Regions from separate parts of the Homo sapiens genome. Here all the other regions are linked to region 1. A link is a contact called in ENCODE Hi-C or POLR2A ChIA-PET data. All regions are on one chromosome and are shown on one strand. Each heading gives the region's core, a stretch centred on a gene start or an enhancer-like site at or near the end of the contact. The rest is flanking DNA. Distances are from core to core; before and after follow the strand shown. Region 1 holds the start of SERPINH1 (serpin family H member 1). Region 2 overlaps UVRAG (UV radiation resistance associated). Region 3 overlaps ARRB1 (arrestin beta 1).

Region 1 (3,600 bases), core at 1,101-3,600:
TGAACCTGCTGAAAACCCAGGCGACCCTCTCTGTTTTGCCAGCATTGATGGGCACTCTTTGTTTCTGCTCTGCCCTGCCCTCAGCTCACTGACCAAGTCACAAGGAAGCCTGAGGGCCAATGTGGGGGTGGGAGTAGAGAGTGGGGTCTGGCCTGGGACCCGGGAGGTCTCCTTGGATAAACAAGAATTTATCTTTTTTTTTTGAGATGGAGTCTCGCTCTGTCACCCATGCTGGAGTGCAGTGGCATGATCTCGGCTCACTGCAAACTCCACCTCCCAGGTTCAAGAGATTCTCCCGCCTCAGCCTCCTGAGTAGCTGGGATTACAGGCACATGACACCACAGCTGGCTAATTTTCATATTTTTATTAGAGATGGGGTTTCACCATTTTGGCCACGCTGATCTTGAACTGCTGACCTCAGGTGATCCACCCACCTCGGCCTTCCAAAGTGCTGGGATTACAGGCATGAGCCACCGCGCCCAGCCTAGAATTTATCTTTAAAAGCAATATACAGTTGAGGCAGGAGGAAGCACATGAGAACCACGACAGCCACCCCAAAGAGATGGACACCATGCCAAGGCTGGAAGCTTTTGTTAATAATCAGACCTGTCCTAAAAAAGAATGCGGGGCTGCCTCTGAAGGAGGTAAGCTCTCTCTTCTTAGAGGTGCCTCGGTGCTTGCCTTTTTGGGATACTGAGAAGAGGGCTTCTGCCTGGGGCTGCAGACAGGAACCCCTGACCTCTGAGATGCCTTGCAGCTCAGAGTCTTTAATACATTTATTCCAGAATCCTTCGACTCTGAGATTTTAACATGTTAAGATTCCTTAGCTGGATTCAAAGACTCCTTGGGGGCTTTGAGTGGAAGTAATCTCTGATTCCTTGACCCTGAATCACAGAGTCTGAAGCTTTTGGGATCTGAGATTTCCCACAGTCCTTGTACTCAAAAGACTCTGAGCTGCAGAAGCCTACCCAGACAGAGAGGTTTGTCACCACCACCAGGCTTCCCCACAACCACTAACAGAGGGCAGGGACCCAGGTGATTGACTCATTTGCTGGGTACTGGGATTTTTTTGCTCCCCAGGATCCAGGCAAGCACCTAGAAGAAAGAAGATACTCAATGCATTCATTCATGACTGAATGAATGAAGAGTCCCTACCCTGTCCCTTCCTCTCCATACTGCGTCCATCCAATAGCTATCATTAAACTACTAAAGAGGACTTTTCGGAGGGTAGGGAGCCTCGGCTGATCAGAAATTGAGCCACTGTCGCCCAGATTATTTAGGGTTTCCTAAATAATCTGCCTCACTGAATCACTGAATTCCCTACTAACAGGTACATACCCCACAGATGGACATCGCACAGGGCAAGGACTTTGTTCAGCTCTCAGCTGTGTCCTCAGCACCTAGAACAGTAATGAATACCCTAGCTTAACTTGGAGGTCAAGGAGCTATCAGTTTGCGAGGGTGGGGTAGGAATTGACAGTGAGACCTGAGGCCTGTGGGAGGGGACCCAAAGAGGGAGGGGATGCAATAGGGAGGGGGCCAGGGGTGACAAGGATTGAGGAAGGGAGAGAGGGGGGAAAAAAAGCAAGGGATGCCTTAGAACCACATTTCACAGCCAAGGGAACAGAGGCCCAGAAAGGGAAAGTAACCTGCTTAGGGTCACACAGCACCTTGCTCAGTGGAGAGCCAGGTTTTCCTTCCTGTGCACTCCTCCAAGCCCAGCCAGACCACCTGAAGTTCCCCAGGCATCTCTGCCTCTATTACTCCACGACTTGAACTTTCCGGGTGCCGGGCAGGTACCGGGTCTGGTCTGCTCCCTCTCCCTCTGGCCATCGCTGAGGTTGAGGTTTTTTGAATGTACAAGTATGGAGAAGGGCACTGCCTTCAGAAGCCTGAACGTCTCCCCTGAGAGGGAGGGGGTGCACAGGACTCAATTGTTTCAGCTTGAAAATGGGGGAGAGCGGGGAGAAGGGGAGATGGCTCTGCTTGGGGCAGAGCCCCTGCGGGGAAAGGGGCGCCTGAAAGGACGTGCGATTCGGAGTGGGCTAGCTTATGCAGAGAGCCTGGGGGTGGGAGGAAGCTCGCACTCTGAAGGACACGCTGATCCCCGTGGGGACTCCCGGCGCCCCGCAGCCCGGGCCGCCGAGGGAGGCAGTAGGACCCAGGGGCCGGGAGGCGCCGGCAGAGGGAGGGGCCGGGGGCCGGGGAGGTTTTGAGGGAGGTCTTTGGCTTTTTTTGGCGGAGCTGGGGCGCCCTCCGGAAGCGTTTCCAACTTTCCAGAAGTTTCTCGGGACGGGCAGGAGGGGGTGGGGACTGCCATATATAGATCCCGGGAGCAGGGGAGCGGGCTAAGAGTAGAATCGTGTCGCGGCTCGAGAGCGAGAGTCACGTCCCGGCGCTAGCCCAGCCCGACCCAGGTGAGGGGCGGGAGACGCCTGCGTGCGTGCGGCCCGGGGGAGCGCCGAGCAATCTGGGGGTGCGCGAGGGAGTAAGAGGGGCGAGGGGACCCTGCGAAGCGTTGGGTGCCGAGCCAGAGCCTACAAATTGGAGTCCTCGGCACTTTGGGGGCCGCTGGAGGGTTTGGAATCGAGAGCCCAGGGCTAGCCAGTGATGGTGCCAGCTGAGGGCTAGGGCGGAGATCGGAGCCGGGTTGGGAGTCCGTGCACTCGGAGGACTGGGAAAAAGTGCAGGGACCCCTAAAAGGTGGTGGTGGCAGATACGAGACTAGGTGCTGTGTAAAGGGGGCTGGGGGCAGAGAGCAGAGCCTCTGCGGAAAGAAACAGAGGAGGAAGGAGATGGGTCTGGTGCCTCTTCCCGCAAGGGTAGGGAGGATAGGCCGGCCTCGCAGTTCCAGGTCACTTCCGTTCTGGGGTTGAGGCTCAGGGGCAGCGGTGATTGGTGGCCCAGCCTCCTCACAGGCTTGCTGAGGGAATTTGAGCTTCCGGTGGTGGGAAAGGAGGTGAAATCGTCTCGACTCCTGGGGTCCGTGTGCTCTGGTAGAAGTGGGCGACAGTGGCTCAATTTCTGATCAGCAGCTTGCAGCCTAGATGATGGCAGCCAAAGGAAAGACTTGGCCAGCGAGGCTCCCTACCACTCCGAAAAAAGAGAGTGGGGGTCAGCAGGGTCTGCTCTGCTCTGGGGATTAAGGGGCTGACTAGAAGGATTTGAGTCTTTCCTTCTGTCCACTGCCACAGGGTTCTTGGAGTAACTGCAGGGTTTAAACTGCAGGGTCTAACTTCCAGAGGCTGGGGTTCCCTGCCCCCCAGCTTAGAGACATTCCTGAGGTGGCTGAAGAGCAGGAAGGAGAATGAATGCACTTCCAGACTGGCCCAGAGTCTCAGCCCCTCCTCTTCCTTGTTTCCCGCTGGTCCCTCTGGGCTGTACGGCCCGGATGGAGGCCTGAGGAAAATGAGGGGGCTTTGGTTCTCCGGAATTCCGGCCGGGGCCACACCCTCCTGTCTTCAGATGGTTCATGTACCCATCCCCCCTTCCCGTCCTCTCCTTTGTCTCCTCTGTCACCGGGACTCCCAGCAGAGATTTTTTTTTTGTACTGGCTGTGTAACAGGACACCGCATGCAGCCCTCAGGAGGGGCTCTGTGC
Region 2 (3,600 bases), core at 742-3,241, 310 kb after region 1:
AAGTGCTCGGATTACAGGCACGAGCCACCGCGCCCGGACTGCATCTGCTCTTTTGCTCAGCATAATATTTGTGAGATTCGTTCATGTTGTATATAGTAGTTCACTAATTCTAATGAACATATCCTTTGCTGAACATATGTGTGCCTTTCTCTGAGGTAGGTACTTAGAAGTGGAATTAAGTGCTGGGTTGTAGGTTATGTTCAGCTTTAGTAGATATTGCCAAATAATTTTCCCAAGCATTTGTACCAGTTACATCTTACCAGCAGTGTGAGATTTTTAGTTGCTCTATCCTTGCCCAAACTTGGTATTATCTATCTTTCAAGTTTTAGCCATTCTGGTGGGATTATGGTATTATGTTGTGGTTTTAGTTTAGTTTAATATGGTATTATGATATTTATGTTGTGGAGCACTTGTTCTGGAAAATCATACCAGTTAATGCCAATTAGGAATAAACAAATCCCGAACAAGTATTGGAGTCTTTTTAAAAAAATTGATGGGATATATTTGATCTAACTTGATAGTTAACAAGCTCTTTTTCATCTTCTTTTTGACTGTTCAAGGATAAGTGGAGTTGGTGGTCTGTTGAATTCCAGTTTAGTAAAATATTACCATTTGAGTTTTTCATATCCATATTACCTTTTAATGGATTTCCTTCCTCTCCCCTTTCTTAAATAGGGGAAGATTATTCAACCTTTTCTCAACAAGTCAAGGTTATCATGAGGAACATTAATGATTATATTATATTCGAACTTCAGGGGCTGCCTGGGACATAAGGCTCCATTATTCTTACTTTAGACAGTCCCCACAACATGGCCTTCCTCGTATACAAAAGTGATCTAATGCTGCCTTTTTTTTTTTTTTTTAGACGGAGGCTCACTCTGTCGCCCAGGCTAGAGTGCAGTAGTGCGATCTCGGCTCCCTGCAACCTCTGCCTCCCAGGTTCAAGCGATTCTCCTGCCTCAGCCTCCTGAGTAGCTGAGATACAGGCGCGCCCCACCACGCCCGGCTAATTTTTGTATTTTTTAGTAGAGGTGGGGTTTCACCATATTGGCCAGGCTGGTCTCAATCTCCTGACCTTGTGATCTGCCTGCCTCAGCCTCCCAAAGTGCTGGGATTACAGGTGTGAGCCACCACTCCCGGCCTGCTGGCATGATTTTAGAGTCAGTGTCAGATATTGACTTTGTCTTCCTGTTCCAGATATAACCAACCATATGACGTTAGACAAGTGACTTAATAATTCTTAGCATCAGCTTCTCCTGAAAAATTGGGATAGTGCTGTCTGTTTCACAGGACTCTTGAGTTTCATGAAGATTAAGTAAGAATATATAGTCAAATTAGTAGTATAGTACCTGGCACACTGAACCTTTGGTAATGGTGCTGGATATTGTAGAGGATAAATACGCTAGTAGAAATCCCTGCCTTTGAGGAGCTCACGTTCTGGAGGGGAAGACAGGCAAAAAAATCAGTGATGGTGATGTGTCATGCCAGGTGCCGTAAGAAAGTTAACCACTCACAGGTTCCTATGGGAGCATAGAGGAGCGGCAGCCAGCCCCATGGACATCAGTGAACACACAGCTTTCATTGTTCCCCCTTTCTTGTAATAATTATACCAGTAGTAAAAATGAGTAAAATGGTTTTTATTCTCTATTTATAAAGCATGATTCATATTAGGTGAGAAAGCGAATCACTTTTTCCAAATGAATCTTAAGCTATGCTTTCTGGTCTTGGCCTTAAATTTAATATTTTTGACCCCAAAGTGATTAGGTCTTGTTGCAGCAAAGTGCCAGGAATAGTTTTTTTTTTTTAATTCTGCAAATATTTGAATACTTACTTTGTCTCCAGGTTACTGTATTATCTACTTGGGAAAACAATAGCAAAAAAAGCCCCATCCTCGCAGTCGGTGGCAGGCAGAGAAGGCTGACAGTTAAAGAGAATTGGGAAGGCTTCTGAGGAAGAGATGTTTGAACTGAAACCTAGTGGTCAGAGAAACGTTAACCAGGAAAAGAATGGGTGGGGGTAGAGGCAGGGAGGGGGTCCCACCAGAGGCTCTCAGCTTCCTCATTTCAGAACTTGAGGTGGACTAGGCAAATTCAAAGGTCCCTTTTATTGCTTTCATTCCTAGCATATGTAAGCTAGAGGAAGCCCTCATTTTGTCTCTTTCTATGTTGTACGCAGCTTGCTTGTTTGTCCTGTAGTTCATGTTAAATTAAATCCGGTATAGTGCTCAGCATGTAGTAAATGGCTCACAAATGATTGCCATTACTCATGTAAGGTAGAGTTGGTGAAGGGTACTCAGTTCCAGGGGAGCAGGCACATCCTCAGGCTGCAGGCTAGAAGGCTTTTCCCCAGCATTCCTAGCTACAGTTTTCTCAGCGTCCTCGGTGGACAGTTGGGTGAACCAGTGAAGGGCCAGTTCCTTCTTAGCTAATCTGTAATGAATGCTTCATTCTTGTAGTAGTGGTCTAGGCTTTGCTATTATGTTTAGTCGTTTGTTTTGTCTCAGCTCTAGTCAGCTGTAGAGTCTGGTGATGGAGCAGCAAGAGCAAGTGTGAGACCTGTGGAGTCTCCCCAGTTCTTTCTCTCAGAGAATAGGGCATAGGCAGAGGGCAGAGTTCTTTCTTCCTTTTCTGCCTCTGGCTGTGAGATATAAAATAAGGAAATTGTTGACATTCTCTTTAGCCCGCCTTTGTTCTAAATTCTGTCTTTTGTAATTTGGTAGAAAGAGAAAAAAAAAACAACAACACACACACACAAAATGAACATGAGACAAATTCTAGAGAACTAGATTCAAATTCTGATACTGTTTTTACTAAGTGACCTTAGGCAAGAAGACTCAGTTTCTGTGTTTTATTGATTTTTAATTTTTCACAATTTAACATTCCTGCACAATCTAGATGCATCTTAAAACCAGTTCTTTTTGGTTGTATATACAATTATGATGCATTTTATGATTGGTGATGTCTTGGATTTGATGAAATATGGTATTTCGTCTTAACTATTAGAATTAACAAATTGTCTTATTTACTTCATGTGGATTTATTGTTAGGATTAACAAGGCTTATTCAGCAGATTAAATATTTGTATGTGCTAGAATAAGCATTCTCTATGCCCTTTTTATCTATTATTAATACTTTATATAGTGACTGTCACTAGTAAGTATTAAAATAGTAGCTATTGCTGTAATTAGTTTTTTATTACTATTCTGTTCAAGCTTCATAAAAACCCTGTGAGGTGATAGTTTTATAACTGAAGATTCTGAGACACAGGGAATTATGCAGTTCAACAACGTGGCTTCATTATAGCACTTTCCTCTCTACCACTCTGCCTGTCAGCTCTCTTCATTTTTCAGAGGAAAGGCTGAAGCTACGTGATTCTTTAAAGCCATTCCACAAGCCAGTGGTTCTGTTTGGGTGACGGTCTGCTGCTGTTCCCAAGCCCATCCACGTTTCTAGTGATTACTCCTATGTCTGCATAGCTTAGTGGTCACCCAGTGATTCGTGACTTTATGCTTAGATACCTCAAGCCAGTAACTTCTGCCAGTGGATTGTGAATTTTGTCCAGTTTTACTGTTGCTTTTTGGGGGAAAAATTTGCTGAGCTA
Region 3 (3,600 bases), core at 793-3,292, 290 kb before region 1:
CCAGCTCACCACCCTGGTCTCTCCTCAGGGACACCCCATCTGACTGAAGGCATTACGTCAGAAGCTGCCACCTCTTGCAGGAAGCCTTCCCAGGTTGCCCTCCCCCAGGCATGGTAGCAGAGCCCAGCACTGCCTGAGTGAGCTGGCCTAGTGGTCCATCTTATTCTCTCAGTCACCCCTGGGTAGGGTTGGGAGTAAGGAGGCAGCTTCCCTGACAAGTCAAGCACCTGAGGACAGGCCCTGACAAGGCTATGGAGAGGGTAGCCTGAGCCTTGTCTTTGAACTGGGGGGACCAAGGAGGGTGTGGCCCCATCAGGCAAGATGCACTAGGAGCCCAGGGCTAGGAGGGCAGGTCCTCACAGGGTGCTAGAGGCCAAGTTCGTGTCTTCGTGCTTGAGCTTCCCGTCCAAGGCGAGGCCCCGCTTCTCTCGGTTATTGGCTAGGAAGGGGGTCAGTGTGTAGACCTTGCAGAACGTCGAGCTGGGTGCCACAGTGTCACTGGGAAGAAAGGAAGCAGCTGTGGAGATGGCCCTCCCCAGAGCCAACCCCAGCCCTGATCTCCAGCCCAGCAGAATATCTAGTCTGAGCCTGCTCCAAGTCTCCCTCTCCCAACCTCTGTCCCCCAGACACACGGACCACTTGGGCCAGCCCAGCTCGGGCAAGGAGACCACTGCCACTCAAAAGAGGCACATCTACATTCTACGCACAAACAGGACTGAATCTCGGATATTCTAAAAGATTATCCTAGTCAAGCAGCACAGTGCTAAAAAGCACATTTATTTAAAGAATTACAGCCAGCCGGGTGCAGTGGCTCACGCCTGTAATCCCAGCATTTTGGGAGGCCGAGGCGGGTAGATCACGAGGTCAGGAGTTGGAGACCATCCTGGCTAACAAGGTGAAACCCCGTCTCTACTAAAAATACAAAAAAATTAGCCGGGCATGGTGGTGGACGCCTGTAGTTCCAGCTACTCAGGAGGCTGAGCCAGGAGAATGGCATGAACCTGGGAGGTGGAGCTTACAGTGAGCCGAGATTGCTCCACTGCACTCCAGCCTGGGTGACAGAGCAAGACTCCATCTCAAAAAAAAAAAAAAAAAAAGTACAGCCACAGCAGGCACAGTTGCTCATGCCTGTAATCCCAGCAACTTGAGAGGCTGACAGGAGGATTGCTTGAGGCTAGGAGTTTGAGACCAGCCTGGGCAACATAGCAAGACCCCATCGCTACAAAAAATTTTAAACATTAGCCTGATATGGTGGTGCACACCTGTAGTCCTAGCTACTTGGGAGGCTGAGGCAGGAGGATCACTTGAGCCCAGGAGTTCGAGGCTGGCTGTAGTGAGCCATGATCATACCACTGCACTCCAGCCTGGGCAACAGAGTGAAACTCTGTCTCTAAACAAATTTAATTTAAATTTATTTTATTTTATTTTATTTTATTTTATTTTATTTTTTTGAGACAGAGTCTTGCTCTGTCGCCCAGGCTAGAGTACAGTAGTGCGATCCTGGCTCACTGGAACCTCCACCTCCCAGGTTGAAGCAGTTCTCCTACCTCAGCCTCCCAAGTAGCTGGGATCACAGGGGCGCGCCACCATGCCCGACTAATTTTTGTATTTTTAGTAGAGATGAGGTTTTGCCATGTTGGCCAGGATGGTCTCAAACTCCTGACCTCAAGTGATCTGCCTGCCTCAGCCTCCCCAAGTGCTGGGATTATAGGCGTGAGCACCAGCCCTGTCTCTAAACACATTTTAAAAAGAAAAAATTATAGCTACACATAAACCATAAATGAAGCTATTTGGGCACCCATATACCCACCATCTAGGCTCAACAATTAAAACTTTACTTGCTTGATCACATCCATCATATATAGGGTGTTTTGATTGTCCAATTTTTACTTGCTTTTGCTCTATCCCCCATCCTTTCCAATGAGAGAGCTGTCATGCAGCAGATAGTGAACAAGCCTTGGAGTCGGACGACCGTGTTCCAGCCCCAGCTTTGCTGCTTGCTAACTTGCAAGTCACATCTCTCTGAGCCACTTCCTCCTCTACATACTGGGGCAGCAGCAACCCCAGCCCCACAGCGCTTCCTGAGAAGTAAACAAGTCTGTGAGTGCAAATGCCTCCCCAGCCATCCCTGCTGGTATTCGTTATGCAGACGCTGGCACCATCTGCAGTGGTTGGGATTTTCTACTCTTTAGGGATTATATGTTACTCTGGTTCTAGATCACTTCACTTTACCATCAGGAATCTATGCCTCATAGCTCTGATTTTTTTGAAAAAATCAACAGTGGATATGAAAAATATCCAGTAACCAGAGAAAGCTTGATCTAATCATAGCATGTTCACCTATAGGACATTAAAAACTATTTCAAAGGCCATGTAGTAACATTTTAAAAATATTTTCAGTTGCAAGAAATACTGATTGGAATTATACATAAACAAATACACATATACATGTAAAATTATATCAGGTATAATTGCCCCAAGAAATTACTTGCAGGGCCAGGAAAAAAAAATGTGTATGTCTTTGAATGGGAGCATTTACTTCCTTTAGGTAAGTAAAGATGTTTCACTTCAGATCTCTCCACTTGCCTTAGCTGCCAACAAGCCTGGGACAAAGTTCGATCCATGCTCAACCATAGCAGTTCTCCTCAAACCTAGATGATTTTTTTGTGTGTAATTATTCTCTGCACTCCCACACACAACCCCTTTTTCCCAATGAGTTGGATTACCCCTTTATCAGACAAGAGCTGTGTACCTAGTGCCTTACCCACTTTGCCCTGGCTACCAGGAAGCCAAGAACAAAGTATTTCCCTTCAACCTAGGTTTCTTGTACAACGTAATTATTTCTTCTCACAACCCCAATCCCCTTACATTCATTAGCTATTGTTTTGTCACTCTAGTTTTAGTGGGTCTCTTCCTTGACTGTAGCATGCATTTTCTTGAAGCTAAATCAGGTGGATGGTTTCTAAAAGGCTCTTCGGGATCATCTACTCTGAGTGGCAAGGAAGTCTGAGGCCCAGCCCTCTGCCAGGTGGAGAAGAGCCACCTGGACCTGTAACAGGACACCTAGAGCTTCTCTTTTTCCCACCCAATCCCATACGCCCAAGGCCAGACTTGTGCCCACTTACTCAGCCTCTTCCATGGCAACAGGGCACTTGTACTGAGCTGTGTTGAAAAGGCAGATGTCTGCATACTGGCGCACTAGGGAGGGAGAGGAATCAAGGTGGAGTGAGTCGGGAATGTAGCTCCCATGGAGTCTCACAGGCGTCCCCGGGTTGGGGATATTCAGCCCCAGGCAATGGCCAGAGGCCACCAGTGGGGACTTCTGCATAAGACCACCCCTGTCTTACATCCAAAGGGTAGCCCCAAACACACCCATTTCCTTCCATAACCAAAGCCTTCCCCTCAAGGACAGCTTTGTCCAGAACCCAAGAAACTGAAGAGGTGGCTTAAAGAGCAAACTCATTACCTAGCCAATAAGCAGCCTGCCTTACCCAACTCAAAAGCTTTGCCCTGTGGCTCAGAGCAGGCCCTGGGCTTCAGTGGCTATTTTTTATACAAGGCTGTTAACAAGGGGAGATACTTCAGCCACCCCCAGCCCTT

The links. Hi-C counts contacts between places; a loop is a spot of excess contacts on that map. ChIA-PET counts read pairs that join two places held with the same protein, here RNA polymerase II (POLR2A). Pooled maps may share reads with other maps.
Region 2: a map with no recorded cell type shows a loop between it and region 1 (5-fold over the local background). The contact joins the enhancer-like site here to the promoter of SERPINH1 in region 1. A Hi-C loop is called at or near these places in 2 of 37 single-sample maps with no recorded cell type and 3 of 50 pooled maps.
Region 3: a pooled map shows a loop between it and region 1 (8-fold over the local background). The contact joins the enhancer-like site here to the promoter of SERPINH1 in region 1. A Hi-C loop is called at or near these places in 6 of 50 pooled maps. POLR2A ChIA-PET finds 5 or more read pairs at or near these places in 7 of 52 experiments (A549, CD4-positive, alpha-beta memory T cell, CD8-positive, alpha-beta memory T cell and 4 more).

What each region holds. Positions count from the first base shown.
Region 1 is chr11:75,559,903-75,563,502 of GRCh38, forward strand. It overlaps SERPINH1 (serpin family H member 1), which reads left to right and starts at 2,351. Exons shown (of 5, transcript NM_001235.5): 1 at 2,351-2,417. RefSeq lists enhancers at 2,031-2,570, 2,571-3,111, 3,112-3,600 and silencers at 2,087-2,346, 2,357-2,406.
Region 2 is chr11:75,871,545-75,875,144 of GRCh38, forward strand. The region is part of intron 3 of UVRAG (UV radiation resistance associated); the gene reads left to right. Among named protein-coding and RNA genes, the nearest start is that of UVRAG, 58 kb to the left of the region's middle. RefSeq lists an enhancer at 2,031-2,532. Within about 2 kb of position 1,992, at least 4 of the 41 ENCODE cell types and tissues checked have a DNase peak (open chromatin) inside an H3K27ac peak, as active enhancers do.
Region 3 is chr11:75,273,714-75,277,313 of GRCh38, forward strand. It overlaps ARRB1 (arrestin beta 1), which reads right to left. Exons shown (of 16, transcript NM_004041.5): 10 at 3,126-3,198; 11 at 361-498. Among named protein-coding and RNA genes, the nearest start is that of TPBGL, 35 kb to the left of the region's middle. Within about 2 kb of position 2,043, at least 13 of the 41 ENCODE cell types and tissues checked have a DNase peak (open chromatin) inside an H3K27ac peak, as active enhancers do.